Linked DNA regions of Homo sapiens: region 2 is linked to region 1. Evidence: chromatin loops called from intact Hi-C (ENCODE). Cell type or tissue: endothelial cell of umbilical vein. All regions are shown on one strand. Each heading gives the region's core, and the rest is flanking DNA. Links, peaks and the distances in the headings are about the cores only.

Region 1 (8,340 bases), core at 72-8,071:
TATTAATGCCAATAGGGAGCATGGCAAGTTGATAGTCAGATGAATTTCTGTCCAGCAATATTTACTGAGAGACTGCTGTGTCAGAAGAGGCTGAAGACTGGAGAAGGTTGAAGGTCAAGGGAGGCCACTGCCCATCCTCCCACAGCATGCAGGCTCCTGGGGATAGAAGATGTACACAAATTGTTGTAAATGTCGTAACTCAATTATTAATTTTAAACTGAACTCTTTAGATAATATTTTCACGCACTGTTTATGGAGCATTTGTTGTGTGATGAGCAATCATTATTTTTCATGTCTTATGTCATTTAGTTCTCATGATAATTTTACGAAGTAGATTTTATTACTTATTCCACTTTAAAGATGGGGAAACTGAAGTTCAGAAAGTATGGATAATGCAAAGTTTAATTCACTAGTAAGCCAATGCTCACAAAGAGCCAGAATTTTGGAGTTATATTTTTAGACGGACACACTTTGAAAACATTAAAACTTAAGAGTACAAATCATTCAAACACTTAACTATCAGTTCCTGGATAACTCAAGATATTCCAAATACATAGTAGTTGGTAGCTGACAACCTAAAAGCTAGTTTTGTTCTGAGTAATTTATTTACCAAAATCTTTTTTACACAAATAAACTCCCTGGAAAATATTTTCAAAATCATTTCTAAAGCCGCAAAAACAAATTTAGACCTAGAAAAAATAGATTGTAGATTTTGATCTCAGCACAGGATTTATCTTTATAAATAACCCAGGGTGGTATGTGGATGTGTGGCTGAAAGTGATAAGATTATAGAATATCAACTAGAAACACAGTCACAATAGTGGAGTCTGGGGGAATTTGGCACAATTGAAATAGCTTTATTATTGTTGTTGTTTTAACATATTTTGAAAGTGGAAACAGTGGGCTAAGACGGAAAAATACTTTTCTTATGAGAGACTTTGATTTCTCTGTAACTTCCAAAATAGGAAGCAAACTGTGGAATCCAATTACTTCCACTAAGAAATTACAATTGCTAAAATTTGAGGAAACATACCTCTCTTTCAGTGCAGTGTTTCTAGGTGCCATAGAATGTGACCCTGAAAGCAGCTTTCACAATTTGAGACTCTGGGTTTAGCTACAGAAGGGTTCCAGGACTTGAGTCTCATATCTACTCTTATTTGCAGAGAGTCCAGAAATGTGTCGACAGACACAGCTGAACAAAATCTGAATGTCCTTCCAAGAGCTCCCTGCACAAATGTCCTGCACAAATACAAAAAAGCAGAGGGAACTTCTCTAAGAAGATGGCTCAAGAATCCCACAACCACAATTTCCTTGGTCAGGGAAACTGCTCTTTTGTACGAAGCAGTGGGCCAGAAGGTATTTCAGAATCTTTGGAAAGAAAGAAAATCGAGGAACTTGAGTTGCGTATATAAAGTCTTGGGTTTTTAGTCCAGGGTTCTAGAACACCCCGGCAGTTTGTGCTTGTGCTTTGTGCATTAGGGGGAGAAATGAGAGAGTCAGAGATTGCTTTAGTTTGGCAGGTGACATAGCTTGGTGTTGAAGCAAACCCACTTGAGAACTAGGCAATGCAAGTTCAAGTAGTGAAAACTCTTAAACCTAGAAAAAAGGCAATTGTGAATTTTAATCTTGGAACAGGATTTATTTAATAGGATTTACTCAGTTTGTGTACGTGTGTGTGTGTGTCCCAAAGTACAAAGATAATAGAATACTAACCAGAAACACAAATTCAAAAGTTCAAGTTCTGCCATTTACCAGCTACATACCCTTGAAATTTTACTTCATTTTTGCCAGCCTTAGTTTCTTCATCTGTAAATCCAAGATGATGAAAGTACTTACTTCACAGGCTTCTTGTGAGGAGTAAGTGAAGTTAGTGTTTAACACTGTGCCTGGCACTTAGTAAGCATTTCATCTCATTAGATATTACTATTATCGGCTGGGCATGGTGGCTCACGCCTGTAATCCCAGCACTTTGAGAGGCCGAGGTGGGTGGATCACCTGAGGTCCAGAGTTCAAAACCAGCCTGGGCAACATGGTGAAACCCTGTCTCTAACTAAAATACAAAAATTAGCCAGGTATGATAGCTAGCGCATGCTTGTAATCCCAGCTGCTCGTGGCTAAGGCAGGAGAATCACTGGAACCCAGGAGGGTTGCAGTGAGCCAATATCACACCACTGCACTCCAGCCCGGGCAACAGAGCAAGACTCCATCTGAAAAAAAAAAAAAAGAAAGAAAGAAAAAAGAAAAAAAAATATATTGCCATTATCAGCACAGAGCTGCTTCGAATAGTCATACAAATCTAACCTTTAACCAGCCATGACTTGCTGAGTCTTTAAAAAATTAGTCCGTCTTTCCCTCCTTCTCCTCTCTAGCTATTTCCTTTTCTTCTTTTTGCTTTTTCTTTCTTTTTTTTTTTTTTTTGAGATAGAGTTTTGCTCTCGTCACCCAGGCTGGAATGCAATGGCACGATCTCGGCTCACTGCAACCTCTGCCTCCCGGGTTCAAGTGATTCCCCTGCCTCAGCCTCCCAAGTAGCTGGGATTACAAGCACGTGCCACCATGCCCAGCTAATTTTTGTATTTTTAGTAGAGACGGGGTTTCACCATGTTGGCCAGGCTGGTCTTGAACTCCTGGCCTCCAGCTATCCACCCGCCTTGGCATCCCAAAATGCTGGGATTACGGGCATGAGCCACCGCTCCCAGCCCCTAGCTATTTTCTAACATTGAAGAGCTCACCTGGGAGGTCAATAAAGTCTCATTTCAGAGAACAAAAATAAGCGTGTCCCCTCTACTAGGTTCCTTCTTGTGCATTCTCAAAAGACCCTCCCCTACAATCCCACTTGACTTCTCCAGGGATGACCCAAACCCAGCTTGTCAGTTGGTACTACAGGTTCCAATCAAAGAAAAATGTAAAACCTCCTGGGGCAGTTTCCAGAGGGCAGGCAAATCTCTTTGTGTGATTCCCAGCTTTTGTGGTGAGGGGCAGTGAAGACGGCCATCGGGCATGGCAAAGAGGGGAAGGTGGGGAGAAACTCCAAAAGCAGGGTCAGAGACTGGCTTGATGCTGGGCCTGGAACGATGTAATCTGTTCCCGATGTGAGAGAGGCAGGCTGGGTAAGCAAGAGAAAGTGTAAGGTACCATCTGTTCTAGACTTCTGAAGATTTTCATTACATTCAGATCAACTTGATAAGACACCCCAATCTACACCAGCATTTTTCAAATAGGGTTTTCAAGAGCTTTCTGAGGACTGCAGAAAGCAGAGCTGTGGAACTTGGCAGGAGATTTAGCACGACTTCCTGCTGGAGCCAGGTCAGCATCTTCAGCGCCGTTCCCCTGGCGCCTCAGCCCTATACACTATCTGACCTTTCTGCACTTTCTTTCCTCCACGCCCTTCTGTCATCTTATCTCCACTGCACCTCCTTATTGGAAAAGGATTCTTACCTAGGTTGTTACAGGGGCCTATCCTTTAATCAGGATGTTCACAAGGGGTTTCAAAATCACCCTGATGGAACTGAACTATACACCAGGGTGGTTCCTCCCCGACTTCTTTCTTCTCTACCTTTCTTTCTTCCTCCCTTCTTTCTTCCTTCTTTTCTTCCTTTTTCCTCCCTCCTCCCCTTCCTCTTTCCTTCTTTTCCTCCCTCCCTCCCTCCTTCCCTCCCTCCATCCCTTCCTTCCCTCCTTGTGTATTTACTGACTGTCTGCTATATCCCTGGCACTAAGCCTCTGTTAATTACATACACTTAGGCCAGGCTCTTGAATTTGCAGACAACAGCAAATCCCGTTAAGTTGCCAACACTTGAAAGAGAAGAACATTTATAGATGTGTTGAATAAATGCACTCCAACTAATGAGAAAGCTTATAAAATTATTTGGATTCATGTAAGTTTAGATTTAAGGTAGCACAAGAGCAAACAGCAAACCACTGGGAGAGGTGAAATGAGATTGATAGGGAAAAATAGATCAGCAAACCAAATCAGATATATTTGTTAAGCACCTTCCATTCATCCTGACCTGTGCCAGGGACTATGGGAGATGGGAGGAAAGTAGAAAAGATGCTTTGAGGAGGTGTCTTGAGACAGATGTCATTAGGAACCACTGACCAATAACACTATGCGTGGATTCCCCAGGGAATCCATAGGCCTGTGGCTATGAAATGGCCACAACCACAGCAGAAGTTTAGCAGTTGCTTAGGAAGACGTAAATTCCCAGCTGTGACTCACCGTGTGTCAAGGAGGATTTTTCTGACATCAGTTTCCAAGCAGCTCACCCAGACTTTCTTACCCAAGAGGGTACCAGACCATGATGCCACTGGAGTTGCATTTTTTTAATTTATTTATTTTATTTTCCAAAGGGCCATTTGAACCAAGAGTGACCTGTGGCCCCTGGAAACTCTAAGCAGTGGTTTGGCATCTTGAGAATCTGTCATGCTTTGTGGAAGGGTCTAGTCCTGTCTGGAAAACAAAACTGGTGATATTTAATGTGAAAGTGTAATCCTACTGTCTCTCTCCTGATAAATGCTCAAAACTCAAGTATAAAAGCAATGAATTCCCCTTGGATATCTAAATGTAGCACTTAAAATCAATTTGATTTTATCTGAATTCTGTTAACATTGGATTATAGATGCACGGTTGCAGGCTTTGAGTGTTTTCAAGTTCTCGATATTTTAATTTTTTCCATACCCACATTGTTTTAAATGTGAGGCCTAATGTCTTCCAGCCCTAGGCTTGCAAATCCATGTTCATCTCTGTGACTGACCCCATAATATTTACTTATAACGTTCATAAAAATACCCTGCATGCCAAAAGCTGTTAGCTGCAGGAAGATGATAAAATATAAAAATATTTAATCAGCCAGTGGGAATTCCCTTACATGTTAAATCAAAGGCTCTCTCAGAGGACCCACGGTGACCTCGGAAGGCCAGAGGGTTCAGCCGCACTGTGCGGCAGCAGGAGGGAATGCCTGCAGAAAACCCACCCTGTTCAGGGCCCCTTCATGTCCTCCAGAAAACACAGCCCTAAGGAGATGCTCGGCTTCACTGCCAAGGGACTCAGGGGCCGGCATGTGCAGGCTCTGTACGGCTTTTCCACTGAGGTTTGTGTAGCTTGTCCCATCTCTCTCAGGGCTATCTCACCATGTAACATGTGCTCTGTTCCTCTTCCTCCCAACCCCCAGGACTCAGTGTTTCTCAAAAAGGAGCACCACAGAGGCTTTCTAAGGAAGAAGTGCTAGAGAAATCATACAGGGAGTGATGGGGAGGGAAAAATATCCCAGGGAAAGGAGTGCTGGATCCAGCCCTGTCTTTGCTGCCACATGTGTTGAGCAAGTCATTGCACATCTCTGGAAGTTGGATGGATCTGTGGTTTTCAGCCCTAATGGTTCCAAGAGGTATCCCTAGGTTACAGAGAGGATGACAAGGGGCCGCTGGGTTTTTATACTCCTTCCCCCTTGCCCCACTCCTTATGTCAGTCAGCTCAGCAGTAATCAGTTTTTTGTTCTGGATTACACATAACATTTAACTCACAAAAAGTGTCTGCTGTTAAAAAGAAAAGTTTAAAAACCAGTGGAACAACGAAAAAGTCCTATTTAATATAAACATAATTTGAGGCTCAATAATATCCCGGACTCCAATTTCCTGCTCATTGGCAGTCCCTACTAAAAGCTAGTTGAAACTAGTTCTTTACATCCCAGTGCCCACTAAGGAGCCATCAGAGCATAAGCTAGGCCTAGCTGAGGGGTGGGGTTGAGTGGCATAGTTCAAGGATGCTACTCTGCTTTTGCAGAAGAGTATAAAATTACAAAGGCTGCAACTTGAGCCAACTGGCAGAATGCTATTCACCCCTTTTGCATTACTTTCTACTTGAATGGCACCAAAGCAGTGTGCTTGTGTTCCTACTTTCTGGTAACATTTTTAAAAACTAAATCCGGTCTTTGAATTTTGATATAACCATTTCCTTTCCCAGGACTCAGGAAATTCACCAGCATTGTATTGGGACCCATGTGAGTGACAAACACGATGATAACTCAGAACCACTGAGCCTCTCACTGTGGTGCTTTGCTCTTAGGCCAAGTTTGTCCTGAGATGATCCTTCCCAGATGGCTGCTCAGAACTTTATGCAAACTGACTCTTGAAATGTCCACCAAAGGAACTCATCCAAACCCCAGTACTGGATGCCACCAGCCCAGCTACATTAATCATACCTTCCTCTTTTGTGCCAAAGTCCTCATTTTAAGCCAGATGATTTAAAATCATTCCATCACCCCCAAATCATTTTGTCATTCAATTTCCATCTATCATGCTAGATGTCCTAAGTTTTGTCCTTGATTCAATTTTGTGTCAACTCAGTAATATTGAATCAAAATTCTATTACTAATTCAAACCAAAAGTGACAAAAACAGAAAGTTTTACAGGGTAAAGCATAAGAACTTTTCCATTCAGCTGCTTAATATTACCTGTACTCCTAACATCAAAAGACAGTTTTCACTAGCATTTTGTTGTATAGTCTTTCATATCTTCTTGATATATACACAATATTTTTAATAGCAATAAGATCACCAATATATGCAGTTTTGCGCTCTGCTCTTTTGACTTTAAACAAGAGCCTAAATTTATCCAATGTTAACTAATATTCTTCTACAATATAATTTTTAAAGAATAAAAATTAATTCTACAATATAATTCACTACAAAATTAAAACTTTCAATGACTATGTAAGATGCATAATTTATTTAACTCTGTTCTCTACTGTTGCAATGCTTGCTTTTTCAATTTTTTAATATTAAAAATCCCGAGATGAATATACTTATACCATCATTGTAATTTTTATAGTTGAAATTCCAGTATCAAAAGGAATGCTTTTAATAAACATTAAGGAACTTTAATAAATATTGACAAGTTTTCCTGTGGAAAGATGAATACTTCTGCCATCATTTTTGGCTTGTTACTTAGCCAACACTAGGTATTATCATTTTTAACCTTTATATAACTGACAGAGGAGAAATGGTATCTTATTATCGCTTTTAATTTGAACTTCTTTGCATTATATTAAGAATGAATATTGGCCAGGCATGGTGGCTTGTGCCTGTAATTCCAGCACTATGGGAGGCCGAGGTGGGTGGATCACATGAGGTCAGGAGTTTGAGACCAGCCTGGCCAACCTGGTGAAATGCTGTTTCTACTAAAAATACAAAAATTAGCTGGGCGTGGTGGTGGGCAGCTGTAATCCCAGCTACTCAGGAGGCTGAGGCAGGAGAATCACTTGAACCGGGGAGGCAGAGTTTGCAGTGAGCCGAGATCACGCCATTGTACTCCAGCCTGGACAACAGAGTGAGACTCTGTCTCAAAAAAAAAAAAAAAAAAAAAGGAATGAATATGATGTCAAATGTGTATTGGCCATCCATATTTCTTTTTTGAGCGAGCCTATTCATGTCCTTTGCCATTTTCCTTTTGGTATATTCAGCTATCGTTGATTTCCAAGAGCTCATTATATATTAAAGATCTTAACCTTTTATCTGATATGTATGTATACAACAAATATTTTTTTGAATGTTTTAAACCTAAAAATATTGTTTAGGCTATTTATGTTCAAAATGATAAAAACAATTGATTTTAGTGTCATGATTAGAAAATGCTTCCTTATTTCTAGAATCATGTAAATATTGCTTTTCCCCCCTTTGTTTCCATTCCACATTGAAATTATTAATTAATTTGGAATTGATATTGTAATAAGGTATGAGATAGGCTTCTTTCCTCTAATCCAAATATACAGTCTATTGGCAAATCTTTTCGGTTCCTCTTTCACAGCTCCTGCTGTATCTAGTTTTCTCTGCATAAAGTGACTTTAATACAGATATTGGTCTGCTCTCTAAAACTGGGCTCAATGGTAATCTGGCAAAACTTCAGAAACTCAGGGCAATTAGAAAAGTTGAGCCTTCTTATGCTCTTGCAATTAAAAAGTAAATAAATTTTTATTTATTTGACCCATTGTAACATAATAATAGTTCATAGTGTCTAAACTAAATTTTGATTCACTAAGTCCAAAATGTTGGTTCACAGTTGGTTATTAGGAGACAACAATCCTTTGTGAGCGCTCTCTTTTTAGGTCTACAAGTCATTTCTTCATAAACTCTGCAGAGCCTCCACTGTCCAGGCACCTCACTGCTACCTGTGAGCCTCCCTGTGGCTCACACCACGTGGCTACAACTTCCTCCCTAACCAACCATGTCAGTTCCATTGTTCAAACTGCTATAAAATCCTGCTTTTCACCAGAAAGTGTTAAAAGATTGCTTATCTGAAAGCCCAAGGGCATTTCTGACTTCTTCATGAAGTTCTGTATTATTCACC
Region 2 (8,340 bases), core at 177-8,176, 57 kb after region 1:
TCCTCCACTTTCTTTCAGTTTCAACTGCGATCACATTGCAATCAAGCCAGAATATTTTTCCATTTCTAATGCTTGTAATCCAAGGTCTTATTGCTAGGAAAATTTTCTTCTTTCTGGAAAAGGGCTCAAAGAAGAAAAATGTGTTGAGAATACAAAGATGTGGGCGTATTTACCCATCTGCACAGGATGTGCCTACCTGCTGTGCTCACATGGGAATGTAGAATTATCAGTGGTGAAATGGCAAAGTGGCAGGAAGTGGGGGTAAACCTATTTGACTCTCTGCTGTGTCTTACCTCTTGAGTTTCAAATAAAAATATTCAATAACCAATGTGTGTGTAGTTTAAACACATCTGATGCTTTCCTGGAGGCCATACACTATTCAAATGTGACCAAGAAGCACCACAGTTTTGAAATCCCATGGACAATGATTGTGGTGGGAAAGGCATTTTCTGATATATTACCTGGATGCTGGTGACTTAGGTATCATTTGCTTTTGCCTTGACTACATAATCATTTGCTAAAATGAAAAGAACGAAAGCATCAATCATTGGCCTCAATTCTGAAAGCTTATTTTTCATTCATATTGCCTTGAAAATAAGGTTTGATCTTGGTTGGTTTCCAAATCAGTAATTTATTATGTTTTGCTCCCCCGTGCCATCTCTTGGCATTGAGGAATTAAGGTACTATCACAGGCAAAGGAAGGCAGTACTGGTCCCTTTGTTTAGAATACAAAGAACACTGCCAACTCTACCACAGAGAGGCAAGAACGAGGAAGGCATCTGCCACCCACCCACTCTGCTTACTTTCCCAAATACAACCATCATGACTTTATACCAGTTGTTTCAAGCAACCGAGAGAAAATACCTGCTTTATCCTGCTTTCCACTGCAGACAAGTTGCATGGTTCTGACCTATGACTCATTTTGTTTTACTTGGTCCTCCCCAGAATCTCATCCTATGTATTCGAAGATCAAGTTAAAAACTGCTAATTAAGATTGTGTGTGCAAGAAGCAACCAGATAACCATTTTGGCTTAACTGTCTGTGTGATTTAAACAATCTATTTGCTTAGGAAAGAAAGGGGGAGTTCTTTTTTTTGTTTTAGGTTAACTTTCATTTTCTTACTCTAACTGGGTAGGGTTTTTTAAATGCATTTGCATATATTCCATAAATTCCACTTTTTTTATTCCTTATTTGCTTCCCCTTTCCTTTTCTGTTTGTGTTGCCTTCTGTTGCAAACCTACTGCCACCCCTTAATGTCTCAGTGTGTATCTGATATTGACCTACAGAGATACTTTCAGATGCCTCTCCTTGACCATACCATGCTCCTGAGGCATATCATGCCCCTTGGACTCTTCTTTCAGTTTCCAGTTTTCTTTCTTTCATTTTCATTTCTTCTTTTGGGGTGGGGTATATAGGTTTGGGATTTCGCATTCTTTCATTTCAAGCCTCATGTACTTTAATTCTCCACTGAACTGGCCTTAACTCTGGCCCAGAACATCCTCACTTTGCTCCATTTGCTCCTTCCAAGCCTGCTTTTATACATTATGCCCTGAAGACACCCTAGGAGGTAAATTAGTTTCTATCTCTTTCGTTTCACAGATGGGGAATCTGAAAGCAGAAAGGGACTGTAGAGCACCAAGCTAGAGGTGAGCTGTGATTCAAACTCCAAGTCCTCGCTTCTAGCTGTGTCCCAGTGCAGGCAGTCCACTGTTCAGCTGTTCCAAGATCTCCCTTCAGCCTCCACGAATAACAATTGAATAATGCTGCTAATGAGGTCTGACTTGTATTCCTGAAGGGAACATTCTCTTCATATATCAGATTCTTATAATTTCCTCACCTGAAGATTTCCATATTCCAAAGCCCTGGGCACCCACAGCCTCTCCTTCAATGCACACTGTTATTCGGGGACCCCATTTGGTTGAGATAAACCTGTTATTTAATTGGTCTTAGGTGGTTACTATTTCATAATCCCTAGCCTCCTTCTTTCCATCCCAGATCCCCAAGAGTCAAGAAAGAACACGATCACTTCTGTATGATATTTCTTTATTTAACCTTCCTGCCAATCAAACACATAGAATCCATTTCAGGTAATGACAGAGAATTTTAACTGTGGCGATTAGCCACAGCTCATCAACAGCACAAGAACCTGCTGAAATTTCTCTCAGAAATCATTGCACTCAACTGTGATGTGCTGATTGAGATAATGAGCTGTAAGATGAAAATTGAGAATGAATATCTTTTTTCTTTTCCTCTCACTAAGAAGAGGAAGAAAAGCAAAAGAAAAAAAGGGAGAGGAAGCTAGGAGCTAAAGTTTATTTTCTAACACATTCCTTACTTAATTTTTCCCACCTAAATCTGATTAAGTCTACCGCTTTCCAAGGCTTTTGTAGGTTTCCACCAGTTGTGGCTTTCGGGCTGAAGAATGTCTCTGCAAGAATGTAAGTTGGATTTGTCCTTGGTTATTTGAGTCTTAAAAGCCACAGTGCCAACAGCTTTTCTCTGAATCCCTTTTCCTTTTACCCCTCCTCTTCCAAAGGATGGATTTTAATATTGACTTTTGTTTAGCACCAGTGCCTTGTATTGGATGTCTGAGTTTTAGTTGTTAGCAGGCAGACGCAAACCACAGTGTGCCTTTGCCATTGTTCGCCCTGGAATTCCAGAGGCATCTAGGCCACTTGGCTCTGCTGCCCTCATCAGGGGCAGCCCCTCTCTCCATACAGGGCATCCAGTGGATAGAAGCAAATTCCCACAGCTCTGCATCCCAGCCCTGCCCTCCCCTCCTCCTCCCAGAGCAGGATGGAGATGGGATGGAGAGATAAAGACTGCCCTGGAGATTTCATCCTCTGAGGTAACAGCCCATTAGGGAGAGCAACATAAGTGCAAATCTTAATCTTTTTACTTTTCCGGTCACACAATGAACTTTAATTATGAGATTATAAGATTGAAAAGGAGGCTTAGGAAGGCGGTATGTGTGCATAGTGTGTGTGTTGTGCACCGTGTGTGTGTGTTGGTGAGGTGGATGAAATAATTTCTGGTATATATCCCAAAAAAAGTTCTTTTGCAATTCCATCTTGCAAACTTACCTACTCTAACAGTTACCAACACTTACCTACTCTTGATTGACCCTGTGGCTTATTCACTGACTTGCCTTTCATCTTCATAGGCAACTTTATGTATAAGTCTATGTTAAACTTTTATGGTGTTTATTGCACAGAAATAACTATATCACTCACCCCCAAAATATAAAATGCATGTATATATGCACACATAAATCTGCGGTAAATATATGAGATATATGTATTATCAACAGCTTGACACCAATGAGGTATAAATTGGTTAAATTTCATATGAAAGATATTGCTTCCCAAGTGTCATTTAAAATACACATACATGCTCTCAATGTACATATACTTAGATACATACACACATATATATCTGTGTGTATATATACATATACATTGAGTGAGAGACAAACAGTAAAAGAAAACATTAACATTTGTGTGTACATTTTCCTTTTTCTCATTGAATGTTCATTTTCTCTTTCTTTACAATGGATCTTCTCTTTCCCAGTGAAAGACCCTGCTAAAGGGACAAGCTGCTTTGTAAGAGAAAAGAACCAGGCTCAGCGCCAGGGGTCCTGAGTTCAAATCCCACCACTCTACTTCCAACAGGACATGAGATCTTAGCGCATTTCTTTAACCCTCTCTGCCTCATTTCTATTAACAGAATAGCCTCTATAAAATTGTGTGGGAAGGAGATCGTGGTAGTTAGCTCACAGTATTGTAAGACCTCTTGATTGAAATCCACAACAACATCAATTCTAAGATCTTTAACATTTTTCACATTTTAACGTCTCTGAATTTGCATTTCACCTTACGATGGATGATGCATTATATTTAATTGGCATATTTTCTTTCCTAATGGCACATGAAGCAATGATATTTCTTACAATTGATGATATGTACATTTAATAAAACACTATTTGAGTTAAAAATTGTCTTGCCAGTTTATGGTATTATTCAAAAGTCATGTTGTCTTGTTGCTAAATAATGAACCACGAAATCGATCTCCCTGGCCTGTTCTGAACAACCAAAGACATTCACTGAGTTACAAAGTACCCGGCTGAAGCAAAAGATGAATTAGGTAAGAAGGAAAAAATGTCTGTCTTGAAAAACATTACACATAAGAGCCGCTCACTTGGTTTAATGATCTGGTGTTATTGTCCTGAAATTCTTTATAATTTTTGCACAAGAGGCCTTGAATGTTTACTTTACACTGTTCTAGAAAAATGACGTAGCACATCCTGATGAGAAACTTACTTGGTTAAAAAATTAAAGTCTGTTGACTTTTCTTGCGTTCACCTTCTGGCCCCTGGCATGCAAGACTGTGAGTGTCTCAAAAAGAGTCATGAACTTTGTAGTACTCAAATCAGCCTTTTCAAGCACGCTTTGTTCTGTTTTCAGCCTTCGTATCCTCAGCCCACATAGGACAGCAGTTACAAACAGACCTTGGAATTCTGAAGGTTAGAAATAGATAACATATTTCAAAACCTTTAGCTTTTAAAATAAAGACCCTTAAGGAAAGCACATGTACTTTTTTTTTTTTTTTTTTTATAATTTGAGGGAGAAACCCCTGAAACTTCAAAGCATCGTTTCATACTTTTATACAACTCGCATTTTACATAACTCATGTTCTGTAAAGCAGATCATAAAGTTACTTTTTAAAAGAACGTTACTAAAATAAAGTTACAATAAGCATCTTTTCTGGTTATATTTTCTATCACCACCTTATATCTCCACTTTCTGTTTTGTTGGGGATGAATATGGTGCAAGCAATTTTCTCTGCTAAAACCAAAGTATGCAAGGAAATTAAAACCTCTCCTTTGAAATGTATCACCGAGAGTCAGATTCTATCCAGAAATAAATTGTGAACATGATTCTATAAAACACGTACTCTAGACTTAGAATTTCTGAGAGACTTAAGTGAAGAAAGTGAGGATGTTGATGGGATGAAATGAATAGGCTCACTTAAAATGACACATTGAGCTCGTGAAATTTTCTTAAGCAGATTTTGCCCAAGTAGAAGACTAAAAGTTGTCTCTTTTCAAACATGCTTCAAAATCTAACATTTCTAAAGGCTTCGCAGTTGTGATTGGCCTGTCTACAAGCTTTAGGAAGTCTTTGCTGCTACCTAAGCAACAAAGATTCAACAAGACAAAGGCAACAGTGTTGAAAGGAAAAATAATAGGTGAAATTTAAAAGGGATCACTGCAGAGGACCAAGAACACCCAAACCTAGACACTCGTTTTTCTCCTGGCCCTAGGGAAATATATGCATGGAGGATAACAGCCAAAGGACATTCACTGTTACTATTAACTTTGGGGCCCAAACCGCAATGTAAAACTGGAATGACCTGTCCTTGAAGGCGGCGAGCGCAGGCACCATGGTGGATGGCAAGGAGGCTGCTCCCGGGGAGGTGCTTGTTTCAGGAATACACAGGCAGCTGACTTCGCAGAGCAGCCTAGCCCCTGAGGTCTTCTTGGAGTTCATCCTTCACCATCTACCCATTGACCACAACCGGCTGCCTGAATGAGCTGCTGTCCCTCTCTGTGGTCTGTGCCCACCATCTCCTCCTGGGCTTCAGTTACAATAAAGGCCTTTCAGACAAAGTGATGGAACTGGCTGGTGGGGTTGAAGTGGAAGGCCTGCCACAGTTTACTACCAGAAGTGATTCAATGAATGAGTAGAGCTAAGGCAGAAGACCAATCACACTGTCTTCATCAGCTACAGGGGCTTAGAAAGGAGGCTGGGATGAATGGGATGCCAACCCCAGCAGCTCTCTTAAAAACTCCTGCTACCACCAACAAAGAAAGAGGCAGGTGGAATGAAAAGGAATCTGTCTAGATTGGCTTTTTTTTTTTTTAAGTTCTCATTCTTCCAGTAGCTATCACTGTAAAAGTCTGCATGAATATTTATGTATTCATAAATCATGCACTCTAAGATGAGTTCATCAACATTGTAAAAGCTCTTCTTTTTTTATTTTAGTTTTTAAATGTCAAACTTTGTGTTTAAAATGCGCTTTTTTGTTGATGTAATAATAGCAAGTAATGAAATTTGTTGTTTGGATTTTTTAGCAGTGGAGGGAAAAAAAGTGTGGGGGCAAAAACTGAAATGACTTAGGCTGGAGTACTCCTTTTGAAGATTTCTGAAAACAGATTCAATAACATCTATCTAATCCCCCAAAACCTGGGCACAATCTGTATTATATCAAGAGCTTAAATACAGTGTTTTCGATGAATCATATAAACAGCACAAAAGGTTAAGGATTATGTTGTCTGTTAAAGAGGAATTTAAAATCAGAGCTCTTGGGTTCCCATTCTTCGCAATTTCACGCTCATTCTTTGGATGCCTCCTCTCTTATTCCTCACTGGGAGTCATCTCACGATGATGTAGATGTACTTGAATACCTGGAGAGAGGGAACTCTCTCCAAACCCGCATTTCTTATGGGGGCCACGCTGTATAACTACATCTATCTCTAAAATTGTAGATGACTGCTTAAGTAGTCCAAAGTCCAGGGTATATATCTAAGTTATTGATATGGTTTGGCTGTGTCCCCACCCAAATCTTACCTTGAATTGTAATAATCCCCACATGTCAAAGGTGAGGCCAGGTGAAGATAATTGAATCATGGGGACAGTTTCCCCCACACTGTTCTCATGGTTGTGAATATGTCTCATGAGATCTGATGGTTTTATAAATGGGAGTTCCCCTGCACAAGCTCTCTTGCCTGCTACCATGTCAGACATGCCTTTGTTCCTCATCTGCCTTCCATCATGATTGCAAGGCCTCCCCAGCCATGTGGAACTGTTGAGTCAATTAAACCTCTTTCCTTTATAAATTACCTAATCTCAGGTATGTCTTTATTAGCAGCATGAGAACAGACTGTTCTATAATGCCTTCTTCTCCAAAACAAATATAAAGAGGACTTGGCCACCTTCTTCTAAAATGTCTAATATTACTATATCACCAGCCTCCTTTTTCTGAGTTAGAATTTAGTCTAGCATCATAAATTCTCATATTGCTTTCTCTACTTTCTTTTATATCTAGCAAACTCACCAAAATGCAGTATCACATTTTTGACCCTATAGAGGCAATAGGCACTTCCATTCTTTTTACTTTTTATGTAGGTTCTAGATAATTTGGGGGTCAAAGAGGAAGGAAGGTCAAGAGAAAAATAATGGCACAAGAATACTGCAATAATTTGCAAACAGTTCTTTTAAATGAATTATCTTTATAATGTGGGCACTATTGTTATATAAAAACAATTCAACAGTTTTAAAATGTGTGATAAATATTAGGGAACATATAATTGTAAAACTTTATCACTTCCCTTTTAAAGATAAGAGGAAAAACAGTGGTTGGAAGAAGTAATTTAGAAAAATTTGTCTTAGTGAATAAGCGTATCTAACATTTTCTTTCAGTGGTTCTCTGCCAAGAGTGATCTTGCCCTCCACCCCTACACCAGTGGATATTTGGCCATGTCTGGAGATATTTTTGATTTTCACAACTCCGGGGGGTGGGAGGGCATTTCTACTGACGTCAAGTGGGTAGAGGCCAGGGATGTGAAACACCCTCCAATGCACAGGGCAGGCCCTGCTGCAGAGAATGTTTTGGCCCCAAATATCTATAGTATCATAGCTGAGAAACCCTGCTCTATTTTATTAATGGAAGAACAACAAAAAGAGGGTAGACTGAGTTCTTTAGGAAATACTTTCACAATCCCTAAATGGGTCACCTCAACTCCAGGGCACTCATCTGCTCAGGTGTTAGTATTATGGAGACAGATACCAAGAGTCCAGTGTTCCCAATCAATCCTGTCTTCATCCATTCTTTATATTTTTAACTCCACCAGCTCCAAATCGTTCAGTCTCCTCTAGTAATTGGACCAACTCTGCCCCCTGCCTATGATTTAAACAGCTGGAAGCTTGACTTTCACATGCAGAAATCAGAAGTCTTGAAGCTCAAGGAAGCAAAAAATCTGTGCAGATGCTTAAAAATAGCCTGGCTCAAAGAGCGTCAAGAGGTAGACACTCTAATCATAAACATTAGGGTGCATGTTCTAAAAATGTTCTGAGTAGAATCTGAAAATCTAGCAGAAAGTCCTTTGTCAGTTTGATTTTACATGAAAATCAGGCTCTGAAGCATTCAAGGTTATACTCCTAATTTGTAGGAACTCTCAGAGAACACTATCTTACGCAGCTTAACTTTCAGCTGCCACCCTCATGGTGTTTTGCTTCTTATACCGATTTACTATTATCATACTTCTGTTTCTTTTTTTTT

The links. Hi-C counts contacts between places; a loop is a spot of excess contacts. Peaks named below come from ENCODE experiments on the same cell type or tissue, not always from the same donor. Only the 100,000 strongest peaks of a DNase experiment are listed, where the experiment ranks them.
Region 2: it touches region 1 in a loop (5-fold over the local background); 2 of 110 quality-filtered maps call a loop at or near these places.

What each region holds. Positions count from the first base shown.
Region 1 is chr13:39,872,313-39,880,652 of GRCh38, reverse strand. No RefSeq gene overlaps it. Among named protein-coding and RNA genes, the nearest start is that of MIR4305, 210 kb to the right of the region's middle. In endothelial cell of umbilical vein, for the core only: no CTCF peak of the experiment used is centred there; DNase peaks (open chromatin) are centred at 832, 3,332, 4,212, 4,872 and 1 weaker place; H3K27ac peaks cover 5,625 bases.
Region 2 is chr13:39,815,153-39,823,492 of GRCh38, reverse strand. It overlaps the pseudogene CDKN2AIPNLP3. Among named protein-coding and RNA genes, the nearest start is that of MIR4305, 160 kb to the right of the region's middle. In endothelial cell of umbilical vein, for the core only: a CTCF peak has its summit at 7,948; DNase peaks (open chromatin) are centred at 4,342 and 7,942; H3K27ac peaks cover 1,314 bases.